Linked DNA regions of Homo sapiens: region 2 is linked to region 1. A link is an interaction called in ENCODE POLR2A ChIA-PET data of the cell type or tissue named here. Cell type or tissue: Panc1. All regions are shown on one strand. Each heading gives the region's core, and the rest is flanking DNA. Links, peaks and the distances in the headings are about the cores only. Region 1 holds the start of FAM210B (family with sequence similarity 210 member B). Region 2 overlaps RTF2 (replication termination factor 2).

Evidence for each region. ChIA-PET counts read pairs that join two places held together with the same protein. Peaks named below come from ENCODE experiments on the same cell type or tissue, not always from the same donor. Only the 100,000 strongest peaks of a DNase experiment are listed, where the experiment ranks them.
Region 2: POLR2A ChIA-PET joins it to region 1 with 14 read pairs; 2 of 35 experiments call an interaction of 5 or more read pairs at or near these places.

What each region holds. Positions count from the first base shown.
Region 1 is chr20:56,354,079-56,363,082 of GRCh38, forward strand. FAM210B (family with sequence similarity 210 member B) reads left to right here and starts at 4,896. Exons shown (of 3, transcript NM_080821.3): 1 at 4,896-5,113. The coding sequence starts at 4,928. RefSeq lists silencers at 4,573-5,172, 8,139-8,328 and an enhancer at 8,895-9,004. In Panc1, for the core only: no CTCF peak of the experiment used is centred there; a DNase peak (open chromatin) is centred at 4,743; H3K4me3 peaks cover 1,764 bases; H3K27ac peaks cover 493 bases; H3K27me3 peaks cover 299 bases.
Region 2 is chr20:56,484,620-56,493,623 of GRCh38, forward strand. All of the region lies in intron 5 of RTF2 (replication termination factor 2), which reads left to right. It also overlaps the pseudogene GCNT7. Among named protein-coding and RNA genes, the nearest start is that of RTF2, 20 kb to the left of the region's middle. In Panc1, for the core only: no CTCF peak of the experiment used is centred there; no DNase peak of the experiment used is centred there.

The DNA of each region.
Region 1 (9,004 bases), core at 502-8,501:
ATGGGTGACAGAACAAGACCCTGTCTCAAAAACAAGAGACTAAATGACTACCTAACAAATAAGGCTTTTTCATGGCATGTGTCAGTATAAGTCTTAGAACTGACAAGAAAAAACCTTTACAAATGCACGAAGTATTTCAGCAGAAATTTCACAGAAAAATAAATCCAAATGGCCAAGAAATATACAAAAAGATTCAAGTACATAAGTAATCAAGTATGGTAGACAGAATAACTTTCCCCTAACAAAAGATGTGCACGTCCCAATCCACAGAAACTGCGAATGTGTCATGTTACAAGGCAAAGGAATGAAGGTTGCAGATGGAACCCTGTGACCTTCAAAAAGTTCCTTTTGGCCTGGCACAGTGGCTTACTCCTGTAATTCCAACACTTTAGGAAGTCAAGTCAGAAGGATCGCTTGAGGCTAAGAGTTCAAGACCAGCCTGGGCAACATAGCACCCATCTCTATAAAAACTAAAAAAATTAGCAGGATATGGTGGCATGCGCCTGTAATTCCAGCTATTCAGGAGGCTGAGGCAGGAGGATTGCTTGAGCCTTGGTGGTTGAGGTTGCAGTGAGCCATGATCATGCCACTGCACTCTAGCCTGGACAACAAAGAAAGACTCTGTCTCAGAAAAAAAAAAAATAGAAGGACACTGTTAAATAGGCAGTAAAAATCACCATGACAACTCAAGGGAGAGAGATTACGAAAAGAAGAAAACAGCTTCATATTTTAATACCTTGAAAGGCACTTCTTGCCTGCTTTTTTAATTATTATTTTTTATTTTACTATTTTATTTTATTTTGAGACTGGGTCTCACTGTCGCCCAGGCTGGAGTGCAGGGGTGTGATCATAGTTCACTGCAATCTCTGCCTCCTGGGCTCAAGCAATCCTTCCACTTCAGCCTCCGGAGTAGCTGTCACTATAGGCGCTGTCACCCCTGAGACAGCAAGAACAACCTTTCCTCTTCCTTTTCCTCCTCAGCCAGCTCAATGCAAAGATGACAAGGATGAAGACCTTTTTTTTTTTTCTTAAGATGGAGTTTCACTCTTGTTGCCCAGGCTGGAGTGCAGTGGCACGATCTCGGCTCACCACAACCTCCGCCTCTTGGGTTCAAGGGGCCTCAACCTCCTCCTCAACCTCCTGCCTCAACCTCCTGAGTAGCTGGGATTACAGGCATGTACCACCACACCCGGCTAATTTTTTGTATTTTTAGTAGAGACTGAGATTCACCATGTTGGCCAGGCGGGCCTCGAACTTCTGACCTCAGGTGATCAGCCTGCCTTGGCCTTCCAAAGTGCTGAGATTACAGGCGTGAGCCACCGCGCCTGGCCTTATATGGCTGCCTTTAATGTCAGATTCTCAAGTTAAGATCATAAAAGTCAGTCCTACATTTCTCTGCTAAAGACACCATTTAGAGTCGGGGTAAATAGACACTCTTGGCCAGGCGCAGTGGCTCATGCCTGTAAGTCCAGCACTTTGGGAGGCCGAGGCGGGCGGATCACCTGAGGCCAGGAGTTTGAGACCAGCCTGGCCAACATGGTGAAACCCCGTCTCTACTAAAAATACAAAAATTAGCCAGGCGTGGTGGTGCACTCCTGAGGTCCCAGCTACTCAGGAGGCTGAGGCAGGAGGATCACTTGAGCTTGGGAGACAGAGGCTGCAGTGAGCTGAGATCACACCACTGCACTCCAGCCTGGGTGACAGAGCAAGATTCCATCTCAAAACAAACAAACAAACAAAAAACTCTCATTTGCTGTACTCTGCAACCTTTATGGAGTGAAATTTTGCCATTTATTCAAATTTACAAATACACATATCTTCTCACTAAGCAATTTCACTTTGAGGAATTTATTACACAGGCATACTTAAACACGGCAAGTGACAGAAATACCCGCTGGTTCATCACAGCATGGTTTATGATCACAAGGACTGGAAAATACCCTAAATACCCTAATGGTCCACCCACAAGGGATTGGTTAAAGCATTACAGCACCCTGGAATACACTGGAATGCTAAGCAGATTTTAAGAATAAGGAAGATTTTTGTGTACATATTCAGAAAACTCTAAAATATAATGGAAGCAAAAAAAGTCCAGGTGAAGAACACTGTGTATACTATGCCCCACTTGGGTAAAAACAGCAATGAAAACCGTTCATAGGAATTTGCCTGCACACATGTAAAATTTTCTAGAAGGATATGCACAAGCAACGGGTAACAGTGTTTGTCTCTAGGGAGAAAAAAATGAGGAGAACTGGTCACTGGGATAGGAAGGAAGCTTGTCATTGTGTAGACTTTTTGTACCTTTAAAAATCTGAACCGTGAGAACACATTATCTATTCATGAAAATGAAGAAATTAAAATAAATATAGTTCATGCATGAGCTGCTGCTCTAGAGAGACAAAGAGAGCTGACACAATAAGAAAAAAACAAAACTGTCACAAGTTCAGGCAGGCAGCAGCTCCAATACATTTTGTTAAAAGCAAAAGTTTCTTCACTTTTAGAAGAAGAAAAAAAGAACCTAAAGTCTATAATTACAGTATTATATTTACTGTCAAATTTAAAGGGAAAAACAAAATTACCTTTTTCTCTTCTCTAATAAGCATATAGCATGAATCACAAACTCAACTGCCCATGAAGCCTGGGCAGGAAACTTAAATGAATGAAGAAGGCCTGGTGACAAGAAAATCACGGGCGCTTTGGGAGGCCGAGGCAGGAGGATCACGAGGTCAGGAGATCGAGACCATCCTGGCTAACATAGTGAAACCCCGTCTCTACTAAAAATACAAAAAATTAGCCAGGCGTGGTGGCGGGCGCCTGTAGTCCCAGCTACTTGGGAGGCTGAGGCAGGAGAATGGCATGAACCCGGGAGGCTGAGGTTGCAGTGAGCTGAGACCGCGCCACTGCACTCCAGCCTGGGCGACAAAGCGAGACTCCATCTCCAAAAAAAAAAAAAAAAGAAAGAAAATCATGGGAACCATGAGGAAGTCGAGATCAGATGCCATCTGGAGGTGGCACTGTCACCGGGTGACAGAGGGGCTTCAGGCAAGGCATCTCTACAACATCCCAGCTAACGTGTGTGCCCTCTCTGTGCACCAGGCACTGAGTGAAGCCCTTTCCAAGAACTGTGTCAAAGAATTATCTCAACAATCTCATGGGGGAAACTATTATTATCTTCATTTTACACATGAAAAGACCAAGGCTCAGAGAAGTTGAGTCACTACTTCCAAATCACACAGCTGGACTTCTAGGGCCAACCTGACAGACAATCTGCACCCTTAAGCACTCTTCCCCAGCTTCTTGCAGACACTTAAATGGAAGGATTCCCATCCAGGGGCACTTTAGGACCTCCCTCCAACAGACCCTGTTACTTTCACAGCTATAACTCCATCTTATGTAATAAATATTTTTTAATGCATATGTGTTTAATATCATTTCTGTGCCTGTGTAAGAGCTTGGTTGAGTTGAATTGCAGTTGACTAATAGAATATTACATCTTTTGTAAAATATATTTCTTTTTCTTTTTCTAGAGAGACAGGGTCTCGCTCTGTCACCCAGGCTGGAGTGCAGTAGCACCATCGTGGCTCCCTGAAACCTGGACCTCCTGAGCTCAAGCAATTCTGCGTCAGCCTCCCGAGTAGTTGGGACTACAGGTGCATGCCACCACACCAGGCTAATTTATTTTTATTTTTGTAGTGACAGGGTTTCGCTATGTTGCTCAGGCTGGTCTTGAACTCCTGAGCTCAAGTAATCCTCCCACCTCAGCCTCCCAACGTGCTTGGATTATAGGCATGAGCCATTCCACCCAGCCAGAACATCTTTATTGAAGTATAATTTACACAGCATAAAATTCATCCATGTTAAGTGTACAGTCCCACGAGTTTTAGTTACACAGCTGTCACCATCCCTACAATCTGGGTTTAGGATCCTTCCCTCACCCCAAGACGTTCCTCCCACTCCTTGGCAGTCAATCTCATTTCCCACTCCCAGCCCTAGGCCACCACGGATCTGTTTTAGGTCTCTGTGATTTTGCCTATTCTGGGCACTTCATGTAGCTGGAATCCTCCAGTGTGTGACTTTTGTGCCTAGATTTTTTCAATTGGCATAAGAGCTTTGAGATTCATTTATGTTGTGCATGTATCAGTAGTCTGTTCCCTTTAATTGTTGCATTGCGTCCCATTGAAGACTTGTGCCACAGTACGTCCCAGTTTATGGGCATTCCTAATTGTTGACTAATATTTATAAGATCTCTACAAACATTGGTGTCTTCACATTTTAGTCTTTGAGTGTCGAGCCTTTGTTTCTCTTGAGAAGCTACCGAGGAGTGGAGTTGCTGGGTTGTATGGTTAGTGTATGTCTAACTTTTCAAGAAACTGCCACACCATCTTTCGCTTTACATTCACGCCAACAATCTATGAGGGTCAGAGGACTTTTTATTAAACATGTACTAATATCAATTCTCATATTTATTTTCTTCTTTGGAGCTAACACGTAAACATATCTATAATTTTTTTTCAGATTTCACCCATTTCTGCAGGGAGAAAAGCTCATAAGCCACGGCCCTACGCCCACCTTTGTGCCCGCAGAATAAGGAAACCCGCCAACTACACACCACAGTTAGAAAGCCCAAGACCCTGAAAAGACCTGCACCCACCCCCAAAGGGGCGGGGCTGGTGGGCGGAGAGGAGGCGGGGCGCGCTCCTTCAGCCCCGCCCACCAGCCCTGGACTCCGGCTCCCGAGGAGCGGAGCTAGCGGGTGAGCCAAGGGGATGTGCACAGGCCTCCTCAGTCCCGCCCAGCGCGCGCGCGCGGCGGCGAAGCCGGCGGGCGGGGCCGGGGAGGGCCCTCGCCGGGTCAGCTCCGCCCACCCTCCCCGGCCTCCGCCCGCCTCCCGGGTCAGCGGCGCGGGTGCTGCGCCTAGCTGCGCACCATGGCCGGGTTGCTGGCGTTGCTGGGTCCGGCAGGCAGGGTGGGCGCCCGGGTCCGGCCTCGCGCCACCTGGCTCCTGGGCGCCACCGCCCCCTGCGCCCCGCCGCCCCTGGCCCTGGCCCTGCTCCCGCCCAGGCTAGACGCCCGGCTGCTCCGCACGGCGCGCGGGGACTGCCGCGGCCACCAGGTAAGCACCCCACCCCGACCCTGATCCCGGGCGGTGTCCAGGTCCCCAGACGTCCGCAGGGCCGCGCCGGGGTCCGGCCGCCTCCGCCAAGGACGCCTTTGCACTTGTAGCTGCCCGGGACCGAGCTCTTCCAGGGTCCCCGAAACCCCAAATCCCTGCAAGCCAAGGAAGCGATCCTCCTAGTTGACAGCCAGAGAAACTGAGGCTCGGGAAGGTGTGGCGCTCTGCCCAAGGTCGCGCAGTCTTCGGCCGAGCCCCGGGTCTGCAGAGCCTCAGCCAGGCTGGGGCGCAGCCGACTGACTTGGTCTGAACTTCCACACGTTGCCTGCGGAGTTGTTGTCCAGGCCTTCTGGCTGGGTCTCGCTGTGTTTTGAACACCTCCCGACGCTCGCTGCTCCTCCCTTTTCTTCTGAGTGGAAGAGCAGGCGTCCTCAGGGAAGCCGCGGGCAAGAAACCCACAGTGCTGTTTGTTATGTTTCATTTCCGTCACTTTCCATTGGTGCTAAGTGAAAACTGGTTTTCCTTCAGAGCAGTCATACCAGCTTTCCTTTCAAGAAATCTATCACTTTCTTCCAAGTGAGTCTTTTTAAATAAAAATAGTAGTAAATGAAGTCTGGCGGTCCAGGAATGGCAAGCCCAGACACGCGGAGCCGGCGTCCAGCCCGGAGCGCATCCGGCCTGGCAGTCTGGAGCCTCTTTGTTTGCCTGGGTGCAGACAGGGCCCCTCCATTCATCGCCCGGTGACCTCAGACCGAGTCCTGAAGGCTTTTGAGCTTGTTTTCTGACCTTTAGAGGGCCAAAAATAGCACCTTCCCAGCAAGAGTTTGGGAGACAACTCCATGAGCTGGTGCAGGCCTCAGCGGAGTGCCGCCGGCCCAGCGAACATCTCCTGACCGTTTCCTAGCTTTTCAGTAAGGAGCGGATGGGGATTGGACCCAGGCTTTCATCATGCCTCCTGCCCAGATCAACTTCCTTCCTTGCCTTCTCCAGTCCGACAGGTGGCACACAGGTCTTGGGGATCCTCTCCAGAGTGGCACCTTCTGCACACACCGTGCCGCCTCCTGATGATTCTTCAGGGCCCAGCCCAGCTGTTCCTTCCTCCGGGAAGCCCTCTCTAACGACCTGTGAGGTCTCGGATGCCTCCACTGGGCCTGCTTCCACCCCATGGCTGTGGGTCTTCTCTGCACTCATCTGGAATGGCCTCTTGTCCTGCCTGTCAGCCACATTGACCTTGTCCCCAGCTCAGGCCCTGGCACTGGAGCGGTGTGTGTGTATACAGTGGCAAAGAGTTGGCCTCAGACTCCCTGGATTCCTCTCTCTACTCACTTGTTGTTGACTTTGATCAAATTCCCTTCTCTCTATCTCAGGCCCCTCATCTGTAAAATGGGACGTTAATAATTCAGACTTCATAGAATATGAATGTAAAATGAGATATGTTCATACCTGGCATCTGGTGTGTCCTAAATTAAGGTTAGAAATGACTATAATTGCAGTAAATATATACAGTCACAAGGCCCCAGGGCCCCGTGAGCTGTCCTTGTTTCTTCTGCACCGTGGTAAAATCGGCAGAAACCCAAGTGGGATCAGAACCTCAAAGGAGATTAGGACAAAAGATAACTCATCTGCCTGAGAAAACGCGTCCCCAGCAGGGCCTGGGAGCAGTGCAGGGAGGGTCTGGGCTTGGCCAGAGCCCAGAACCTCCCCTGTCGTCTGTTCTGGCCGCCCACCCTCGTCGGGAGGTAGGAGTGTGCTGCCCAGCTGGGCTCTCCAAATTTGCCAGGTGTTTAATTAAGAGCCAAAGAGGCCCACCCACGCTGCCTTGGCAGGGGGTCTCTGTAAGAGGGGTAGGGAAAGCCACAGAAGAGACCTGCCTTTTTGTCTTAACATGATTCCATGTCCTGTAAACCGCCTAGCAGCCCCGCCTGCCTGTGCCACTTATTCCTTCCAGGGACGTAGGGGGAGTTCAGGCAGATGACTTGCTCTCCCAGAGCCCCAGTGTCCTTTTGTCTCCGTCAGTTCTGGTTCCAGTGGCACCTTTTCAGGGAGACCTTCCCTGATGGCCTTATTTAACATTCCTCCTACTCCCTGTCTCCCGCCCCATTGGTGTTTCTCTATGGCACTTGTCACAGGTAGCAGCCCTGGTATTTTACTCTTCTGTTTATTGTCCCTGCCTTCCCATAAGACCATAAGCTCATCGAGGGTGGGGTTTTGTCAGTTTTTTCCATTGCTCTGTCCCCTACACTGAGAACAGTGCCTGGCACAGAGGAGACACTCATGAATACACGAGGAGTAACATAGCATGGTTGTTCAGAGCAAAGGCCCTGGACCCAGACTCAGCGAGTTTGGATCCCAGCTCTGACAGTAATCCCTGTGTGATCCTTGGTAAATTACTCAACCTCTCTGGGCTTCTCAGATCCTCTTCTGTTAAGTGGGGTTGACAGTAGTCAAGGTTGTTGTGAGGATTATATGCATTAATATTTCCTTTTTTTAAAATTAGAGATGAGGCCGGGCGCGGTGGCTCACGCCTGTAATCCCAGCACTTTGGGAGGCCAAGGTGGGTGGATCACCTGACGTCAGAAGCTCGAGACCAGCCTGGCTAACATAATGAAGCCCCGTCTCTACTAAAAATACAAATATTAGCCGGGCATAGTGGCACGTGCCTGTAGTCCCAGCTTCTCGGGAGGCTGAGGCAGGAGAATCGCTTGAACCCGGGAGGCGGAGGTTGCAGTGAGCCAAGGTCGTATCACTCCACTCCAGCCTGGACGACAGAGCACGAATCTGTCTCAAAAATATAAAATAATAAAATAAAAGATATGTTGGCCAGCTTGGTCTTGAACTTCTGGCCTCAAGCAATCCTCCTACACCTCAGCTTCCCAAAGTGTTAGGATTACAAGCATGAGTCACCGTGCCCAGCCAATATTTTCAAAGTACTCAGAACAGTGCCTAGTACAGAATATACACAATATAGTGTTTATTATTAATATGATTTCTCAAGTGGAAGAAAACAGGTGTCACTCCAAACACTGCGATCGGCTTGGCAAGGTCCTTGGCTCATTCTTTAAACCTTCCTACCCCCTCTCTATTACAGGTTTTTGTACTTTAAAAAATGTTGGGGAGAGGCAGAAGGGGCATCTCACACACACACTGTCTCACACACACTCTCACACACATGTGCATGCATGCTGAGTACAGACAGAAGATGTGTCACGCCGTCCTGTGCATTCAGGACAGTGCCTAACACATCCCGGGTACTTACGGCAATGTTTCACGAAGAAATGAATGTCTAAAAATTTTCCATTGCCTGCAAGTCACGCCCTCATAAATTCTTTTATTTCAGCTTCTTTAGTCTCCCCAAAGGTTAGGAAGAAAAATGCGTGGCTCACAGTGCTTATAGATGGGTGTTTTTATCAAAACAAAAGGAATAAAATTGTCCAGTAACTGGGTGTTCTCTAGAATGTCAGAAGCCAACCGTGGTGCCAGCTAACCCGAGATTGTCCCTGTGTCTGAATGTCTTGGCCCTACCACAGTCTTGCAGTAGATTCTGCTCAGTTCTATAGCTGGAATCCTGGCTGCCTTTTTATTTTTATTTTTTGGCCAAAAGTCCTTTTGCCAAAATAAAGACTATAAAGAAGAGGGCCCTCGCAGAGACAGCTGCAGTCGGTCCAGTGATTGGACAGAATGGGGCCAGGTGTCAAGGGCATGGGTGTTTGGCCCTGCGAGGGGCTGTAGGTGGCCTCCTATCAGTCCCCACCACCTGGCTGCTGTCCCCTCTGCAGCCTCCCTCAGCAGCTGGAGGTGGGTGGGGCTTGTTTATCAGGAAGAACCGATGCCCTCCACAGCCATCCTGGCCGGGGGTGGCAGGACTAGTCAGAAGGCTTCAAGGAAACGGGA
Region 2 (9,004 bases), core at 559-8,558, 130 kb after region 1:
AGGGTAGGAAACAAGGCTTGTTCATCTCTTTATCCGCAGGGCATATTCTCTCCAGAGCACGTAGCGTGCCCTCAGTAAATGCTCGCATGGGTGGCGAGTAACTAGACATGAGAGCTAGCCTCAGCTCACGTGGAGGAAATACTGATGCTTTGCTTTAATGGCGCTGCTGCTGCTGAAGCCAGAATGTGTGTGTGTCTTGGGTGTACTGCTGGCCCATCGAAAGCGTGCTGCTTCATTTAACGTCATGGATGCCGGCAGCTTCTGACTGTATTTTCCTGTATCAACCCTGTTTGTATTTCATTCCCCTCCCCACTGTGTTGTTGCTCCCTGTTGTGAAAGCCAGCAGCTTTCACTGAGTGATGGTTAGGGGCCATCGTCTCTTCTAGGCACTGATCTGTGGGAAAGCATACTGAATAAGATCCATGAAGGCCCTTGCCCTCCTGCATCCCACATTCTGATTGGAGAGAGAGACCCTCAAGTAGATGAGCAAGGCAGAATCGATTGTGACCGATGCTAGGAAGGAAACACATGAGGCCATGTGATGGAGGGAGAGAGGCTGGCGTAGTGGTGGTCGGCAGAGGCATATCTGGAGGTTTGAGCTGAGACCCGAAGGGCACGAGGGAGCCAGCTGTGCACAGCCTGAGTAGCAGCCTCTTCGGCAGCAGGAACAGCATGTGCAAAAGCTCAGAAGTGACAGAGGACTTTGCGAGTTCAGTGAACAGAAAGTGTGAGAGTGGAGGGCTGGTGAGGGGAGTAGATGAGATTAAAGAGTTAGGCAGGGGTCATCTCATGCAAGGCCTGGGGGCCACACTGGGGCTTATGGATGTTATTCGAAGAGCAGCAGGAAGCCAGAAGGCAGCTGTAAGCCGGATGGGATGTGCATTAATTTTGTTCTAAAAATCCTAGACGTGGAGGAGGACTGGGTGGCTCCCGTTACCTAGGCCCGGAGGCAGGCAGAGGTGAGTGGGGAAGAGGTCAGTGGGGGCGGTGAGTTATGTCCAGTTTGGGGTGACTATGAATAAAGCCTTCATAGAATGAGGAGTCTGTCTTATTAAGCTTTCTTTTAAGAAAAGAAATTCAAATAAAACATTTGGGAATTGGTTGATATTCAGCCAGAAGTATTTATTGTGGCTCCCGTATTAAGATGATGGCATAGATTCCAAGGGAAAATAAGATTTGGATGACATGGTTCCTGCACTCACGGAGATTGCAGTCCTGCAGGAATCATGTTATGTGAGACATCACACTCTATTTTGCTTTTTGAGGCCAGGTACCAAACAGATGGTAAAGATATTGGCACTAAGGGGCCAGAGAACTTTTTTTTGTCTACTGGTAAGAAATGGCTTTATAAAGGGAGGGGCATTTGTTCTGGGCCTCAAAGGAAGAGCATGGTTATTGGTTGCACTCCCGGGGATGGAGAGATTGCTGGTGGTAGCGGTGCTGCTCTGGGGAGGCGCACAGCCAGGTACTGGGTATCTCTGTAAGGCGTTGTCTGGCAGGACAGTGACGCCCATTTTGCTGTCCTTCAGACCTTCTGCTTGCTTTCAGGAGAAAGTCTCCCTTTAATCTTCGTACGTTTGTAACACTCTCTTAACTGCCTAAGAAAGTAGACTTTAAGCTCAGAGCTTTGGCAGGCAGGATCTAGCAAAACTGTTTGGTATTCTCTGCATTTTTATGGTAACTTGATATTTATGGCAAAGAGTACTGTTTCTCTATATTTAGCCTAGGAATATAAAGTTAACTGTTAGGTTGGGCACAGTGGCTCATGCCTGTAATCCCAGCACTTTGGGAGGCCAAGGCGGGTGGATCACCTGAGGTCAGGAGTTCAAGACCAGCCTGGCCAACATAGTAAAACCCTGTCTCTCCTAAAAATACAAAAATTAGCTGGGTGTGGTGGCACGCGCCTGTAATCCTGGCTGCTCGGGAGGCTGAGGCAGGAGAATTGCTTGAACCTGGGAGCTGGAGGTTACAGTGACCCAAGATTGTGCCACTGCATTCCAGCCTGGGTGACAGAGTGAGACTCCATCTCAAAAAAATAAATAAATAAATAAAAAATAAAGTTAGCAGTTAAAATTAAGCAGAAACAATGGGTAGATTTAAATAAAAATATTAAGATATTGACAGTACAGTTGGCAGGGGAATGGCTGAAGTTTGCAAAACACTGTTGTAAGTCCTGCTGGGACTGTGATTGGTTAGTGGGGGAAAGAAAGGCAGCAGCAGTGCTCATGGGGCAGAAGCAGCCGGGCAGCCATACTGAGATGAGTGGCAGGTGTGATCGAGGCCTGGTCCTGTCAGGACTGTGGGGTGGGGTACAGGAGCAGGGAGAGAGGCCGAGGTGTGAGTCGGACTGGATTGGGGAAACCTTCGAATGCCAGAAGGAGGAGCAGGAGTTCTAGTTCTTAAGAGTTCTCAGAATCATTTTAATGGGTCACCAGGTTTGGGGGACCTACTGATCTAAAGCAATCCAGTTTTTTCTTACGCCCATAATAGTACCCATCTGTTAGATGGGTGCACAGTTGTCCTTTGCGTTGGTTGGCCTAAAACAATCATACTAATAACCATGATGACACGTATGCAGTAAAACCTCACTGTCTGCCGAGCTTCACAGAGAAGCTGATTCTGTTGCATGGAAATACAGCGTTACAAGGGAACTCTGAGATTATATCGTTGGTGCTTGGGAAGTTTTACTGAAAGCTAGTAAGCTTTCAACAGTCTGTACCTTGCACTTCAAGAGAAGGGAAGGAAGCAGGAGGAAAGAGGAACAGAGCCACGTCAGGATTGCACAAGGGACAGTAGAGACCAGGTGACGAACAGGAGCGAGCGTAGGCTCCTCCCGGCTCCTCGTGGAGGCCACCTTGGCTGTTGCGACTTTCTGCAGTTATGACAGGGCACTGGTTGAAATTCAGGAATACCTCAGGAAATTGTCTTAAAGATACATCTGTTGCCAACAAAGAATGAACGAGATAATGAATTATTTTTACTTTTATACTGTACATCAGAGTTGCCTTTGCAGAACTGTGTTGAATACTCTGTGCTAGTTTGTTGGGGCTGCTGTAATTAAGTACCCAAGCCGGATGACTTACCGGAAAGTCATTGTCTTATAGTTCTGGAGACTAACGTCCAAAATCAAGGTGTCATCAGGGTTAGTTTCTTCTGAGGGAAGGATCTGGTCCAGGCCTCTCATTGGCTTCTAGACGGCCTTCGCCCTGTTCACATCATCTTCCCTCTATCATGTCTGTCTTTGTGTCCACATTTTCCCTTATTAGGACACCAGTCCCGGTACTGGATTAGGGCCCAACTTAATGGCCTCATCTTAACTAATTACATCTGCATTGACTGTGTTTCCCAATAAGGTCACATTTTGAGGTACTAGGGCTTGGACTTCAACATATGGATTTTGCAGGGGGGCATAATTCAACCCATAATACACAATTTAGAAAATAAAATCATAGAGCGTGGGGCCAGACATGGTGGCTCACGCCTGTAATCTCAACACTTTGGGAGGCTGAGGTGGTTGGATCACTTGAGGTCAGGAGTTCGAGAACAGCCTGGCCAACATAATGAAACCCCGTCTCTACTAAAAATACAAAAATTAGCTGGGCTTGGTGGTGCATGCCTGTAGTCCGAACTACTTAGGAGACTGAGGCAGGAGAATTGCTTGAACCTGGGAGGTGGAAGTTGCAGTGAGCCAAGATCACGCCACTGCACTCCAGCCTGGGCGACAGAGCTAGACTCTGTCTCAAAAAAAAAAAGTGCCAATGTAGAGTACTGGAGTTGTGATCCGTAGCATTGGACTTGCTACCTCTGTGGCTTCATTTATGTAGGCTTTGTAGATAGGTGAATGGGGTGTGTGGATGTTTTAAAGTTAGAAGTCAAAAATATATATACTCACACTGTCTACCTGCTTTTCATGGAGGGGGTGGAGTAGAAAGAGAAAAAGTTAAGTTAGGGAAAAGGAGTGTCGTCAGAAGTGGTCAGTGCAGCTGATTCTGGTTTTCAGGCTTTGGCCTTCTTCAGAGTATCTTAGGTTTCTGCCATCTTTATAGTCTTTGTGAATATTTAGCCTCAAGGAATCAGATAAGACACAGCATAGGCAGCCTTAAACTTTCACATGTTCATTTTGTTCTTTCACTCTACCCATCAACAGACTGAGGGTCTGATAAGGAGAGAGTGAGCCTAGGCTTCTTGTTCTCATGCTCACGGAAGCTGCTGCTTTCCCTTGGCCTCCCTGGCCTGTCGCAGCTGCCTGTCTCAGCCTCCCTGCCTCTCGGCCTCCCTGCCTCTCAAGCCTCCCTGCCTCTCGGCCTCCCCACCTCTCTGACTCTTGGCCTTGTTTTCCATTGCTGTCCCCACTCTCCACTGAAGCCCAGTCTCAGGCTTTTACATTCCACATGCATTTAGTGTACTTTTATTATTCTGCTTTATCCTGCTGTTACTGAAATGATTTTTTTTTTTAGATGGAGTCTTGCTCTGTTGCCCAGGCTGGGGTGCAGTGGTGCAATCTTGGCTCACTATAACCTCTGCCTCCCAGGTTCAAGTGATTCTCCTGCCTTAGCCACCCGAGTAGCTGGGACTACAGGCGCCCACCACCATGCCTGGTTATTTTTTTTTTTTTTTTGTATTTTTAGTAGAGGCAGGGTTTCACCATATTGGCCAGGCTGGTCTGAAACTCCTGACCTCGTGATCCACCCGCCTCAGCCTTCCAAAGTGCTGGGATTACAGGCATGAGCCACCACGCCTGGCCATACTGAAATGATTTGTTCAGGACATGTCTTCATTATAGCATTAAGCCTGTTGGGGGCAGGTGTTTGTTTCAATTTGTGCTTCTTTGTGTGACGTAAGGTCATGTAGCTACCTGGGACTCAGTAGTCACACTGCAGAGTGTAGCTGCCTGGTCCAAATCCCAGCCCCACTTTCCCAGCTGTGTGGTCCCAGGAACATCCCATCATCTCCCTGTGCCTCGATTTTCTCATCCGTTAAAAGTGTCAGCCATTCTTCTGAGCACTTCCCCACCCAGGAGCACCCATGTCCTCCTAACGGTGCTGGTGGGCGGATGCTTTTACAGGGCCCCCTTCACGGTATGTGACTGGGTGTACCACGGGTTGACATTGGAATGAAGTGAAGGCAGGCTTATGTTTTAAGTAACTTGAAAGATGTAATCTTTTTTATTGTTCCTTTAATGGGGTTTACATTCAGTTGCTATTGAGTTATAAAATACCGGGGACATAATCGTGGCTAATCTGAGCTTTCTGAATGAACAGCCTGTCAGCATGTAGCCAGCTATCGCCTTTGGGGGCGCCGTGTTTGCCTGTAGAAATGTGTGGGAAGGTGGTGGTGGGCTGTCATGGGGCTCTTGTGTTCTTTTTGAAAGTCTTAATATTTTCCATATGTGCTTTCCTTGGATTAGATATCCAAGGGGAAGAAAGATTTGTTTAAACAAAGGTGTTACTTTTCTGTGGTTCCTTGATGTTTGATTTGTGGGATCTGTCTTCCAAATCCCTTTTCCTTCTGTCTAGCAATGATGTTTTCCCAGGGCTATTTCACACAGTGACTTGACTTCATTTCTATGCGTGGGAAGCTTCCATTTACTGAGGTGCTTACACTTTGCGTTGGAATTATGTTTCTTTAATTTCCTCTCCTCTGGTTCCTGTGTTCCCATCTTTAAATCTCTTGTATGTTGTGCTGTTTAATTGTCACGCACTTCAGTTTCATATGATGCTGTATGAACTCTTTTAGAGAAGGAGGATATATATAAAGTTCTCCACAACAGCAGCGGCAGCAGCAAAGTCGTGGACTTTCTAAGGGAGGAGACCCAGATCTGTGAATAGAGATAATCATGGCCATTCATGTCTCAGATCTGTGCTGTTCAGCATGGTACAATTAGCCACATGTGCCTATTTAAAGGTAACTTAAGGCCGGGTGCGGTGGCTCACGCCTGTGATCCCAGCACTTTGGGAGGCCAAGGCAGGCGGATCACCTGAGGTCGGGAGTTCGAGATCAGCCTGACCAACATGGAGACACCGCGTCTCTAGTAAAAATACAAAAAAATTAGCCAGGCGTGGTGGTGCATGCCTGTAATTCCAGCTAGTCGGCAGGCTAAGGCAGGAGAATGGCTTGAACCTGGGAGGCAGAGATTGCGGTGAGCCGAGATCGTGCCATTGCACTCCAGCCTGGGCAACAAGAGTAAAACTCCGTCTCAAATAAATAAATAAATAAAGGTAACTTAATTTTTAAAAATTAAATAAAAATAAAGATTCACTTTTGTAGTCGCTCCAGCCATGTTTCCAATGCCCAGGAGCCCCTGTGGCTGTGGTGAGCAGTTAGACAGCTCAGCTGTGGAATGTCCACCATCACAGAAGGTGCTAGGAGACGACATGTCAAGACCGCAGACACTTGGGGCACCCTTTTTAACAAGCTGTGTTTTCTACTCCAGATGAGCTCTGTTTTACCCAGAGAAATACACTCTTCATTATTTTTCTAGGACCGCCAGAATAGGGTTACATTGCTTGCAGCCAATGAGGACTGTTTCAGATAAGCATATTTTCATTTTCACTGGGAGTCTGTTCTTTCTTAGTATCTCATACACAGTAGTATCTGGGTCTTCAAAACAGGCTGTGTCGTTCTTATTCCAGCTTGAGCCTGGATCCAGGTGTTTGGAGAATTTGGGTTTTCAGCAGCTTTTTACTGAAGCATTTGGCCTTCTAAGTGCATTGCTATATGTCACCAGTGGTAGCTTGAGTTTTTTTGTCTTGTGATTTCTTTCCCAAAGCTATAAAAGTGGCCTGTAATCAATAGTAAAGTCTTGTCAATAGCATGTTTCTGAATTCATTTTAGGAATAGTTTGTATCAAGGAATCATTTTCCCACTTCTTTGGTTCAATGTTCTCTTGTTTCAAGTCAAGGAAACAGAATGATACCAGTAAGAAAGCAAACACTCCCTAGCGGTTCAGTCTCATATTGAAATGACTCTGCTGTTGAAAATGCCAGTGTGGCTCTATAGGAACTTCTGCCTGCCTCAGCACTTGAAGTCTGTGCCGCCGCTCTAAGCAGGTAACCACAAGCGGGTCTGTCGAGGGTTCGAATTTGTTGGCAAACAGAGAAGGCGACTGAATGAGCCACGGCAGGTCTCCTGGTCCGTATACGCAGATGTCTTCGACGTAGCGGCCTGCAGAAAGAAACACAAAAACCTAGCTGCCTTTGTTTCCTCACCCATTTTATTCACACACAGAAAGTGGCGCATGCTCCGTCCGGTGTCAGTGGTGAGCCTCAGCTTCACCAGAGTTCACATCAAACAGCATTTCCATGATTGCCTTGACAGGGGCTTTTATGTTGAATTTTGAACTTACGGTGGAAAGGCGCACTTTCATTCTTTTAGTGATTTCTGAAATCTTTGTTAGTTACTGCTTTAGGTGAATACCATGGGATTTAACTCACCACGCGCACACGAGAGATAAGCTAGCGCTCATTTGCCTGCTAAAATCTCAGTTCCGATAGATTCTGAGTTCCATGAACTTCTAAGTCTTTTCATTGGTTGTAAGTAGTTCATAAGAATGGTATGGATTTTAAATAAGTCATTGCTTCTATATTTTTTGGGGACCCCAGACATGCACCACCATGCCCAGCTAATTTTTGTATTTTTTATAGAAACGGGATTTCGCCATGTTGGTCAGGCTGGTCTCAAACTCCAGGGCTCAAGTGATCTTCCCACCTCGGCCTCCCAAAGTGCTGGGATTACAGGTGTGAGCCACTGTGCCTGGCACTGCTTTTTATTTGTTTTTCAGAGTGAACATTTGATACAAACATTGAGGTGGGAATTACAGGCCAGGCACGGTGGCTCACACCTGTAATCCCAGCACTTTGGGAGGCCGAGGCGGGAGAATGACTTGAGCCCAGAAGTCTGAGACCAGCCTGGGCAATAGAGTGAGATCTCGTCTGTAATTTAAAAAAAAATTTTTTTTAAAGTGGGAATTAGAGTTGGAATCCAGTGGTGACTGGATTCCTTGGAGACTCAGTGACACTTTTTATGTGCTTTTGACAACCGTGTTTGGCTCTTTCTGCTCTTGCTTTTAATTCTCACAGTAACACTCTGAAGTGGATTCCATCATCATTCCCATTTTGCAAGGGAGGAAACAGATTAGCGAAGTGAGGCCTCAGCGTATGTGTGAGAGGGAAGGAGGTCTGTTTATTTCAGAAACGTTGCTCTTTCTCTGCCCAGCTCCTTCCTGCTCTCTTTCCTCACACCAGCCCAGTAATCCTACTTTTAAAAAAACGTATCTTGGCTGGGCGCAGTGGGTGACACCTGTAATCCCAGCACTTTGGGAGGCCGAGGCGGGTGGATCACGAGGGCAGGAGATCAAGACCATCCTGGCCAACATGGTGACACCTCGTCTCTACTAAAAATACAAAAATTAGCTGGGTGTGGTGGTGCGTGCCTGTAATCCCAGCCACTCAGGAGGCTGAGGCAGGAGAATCGCTTGAACCAGGGAGTCAGAGGTTGCAGTGAGCCGAGATTGCACCACTGCCCTCCAGCCTGGTGACAAAGCAAGACTCCATCTCCAAAAAAAACCTATCTTAAGGAAATACTGTTTTTAAAAGGGGCAGGGGGATGTATGCACAAAATGTCCAGTGTTGTTTCTAAGACTATGTAAGTGGCAGCTGTTACCATGATTTAACAAATTTTACCTGATAGACATATTTGCTACAATGTGCTAGAATCTCAGTAGAGTTACATTTAACTACTTTAATATTATAAGTATGGGCCAGATGCAGTGGTTCATGTCTGTAATCTCAGCACTTTGGGAGGCCAAAGTGGTAGGATCACTTCAGCCCAGGAGTTGAGGGCCAGCCTGGGCAGCATAGTGAGACCCCATATCTACAAAGATAAAAAATTAGCTGGGTTTGGTGGCTTACACCTGTATTCCCAGCTACTTGGGAGACTGAAGTGAGAAAATCACTTGAGCCCAGAAAGTGGAGGCTGCAGTGAGCTATGATCATACCACCTGCAC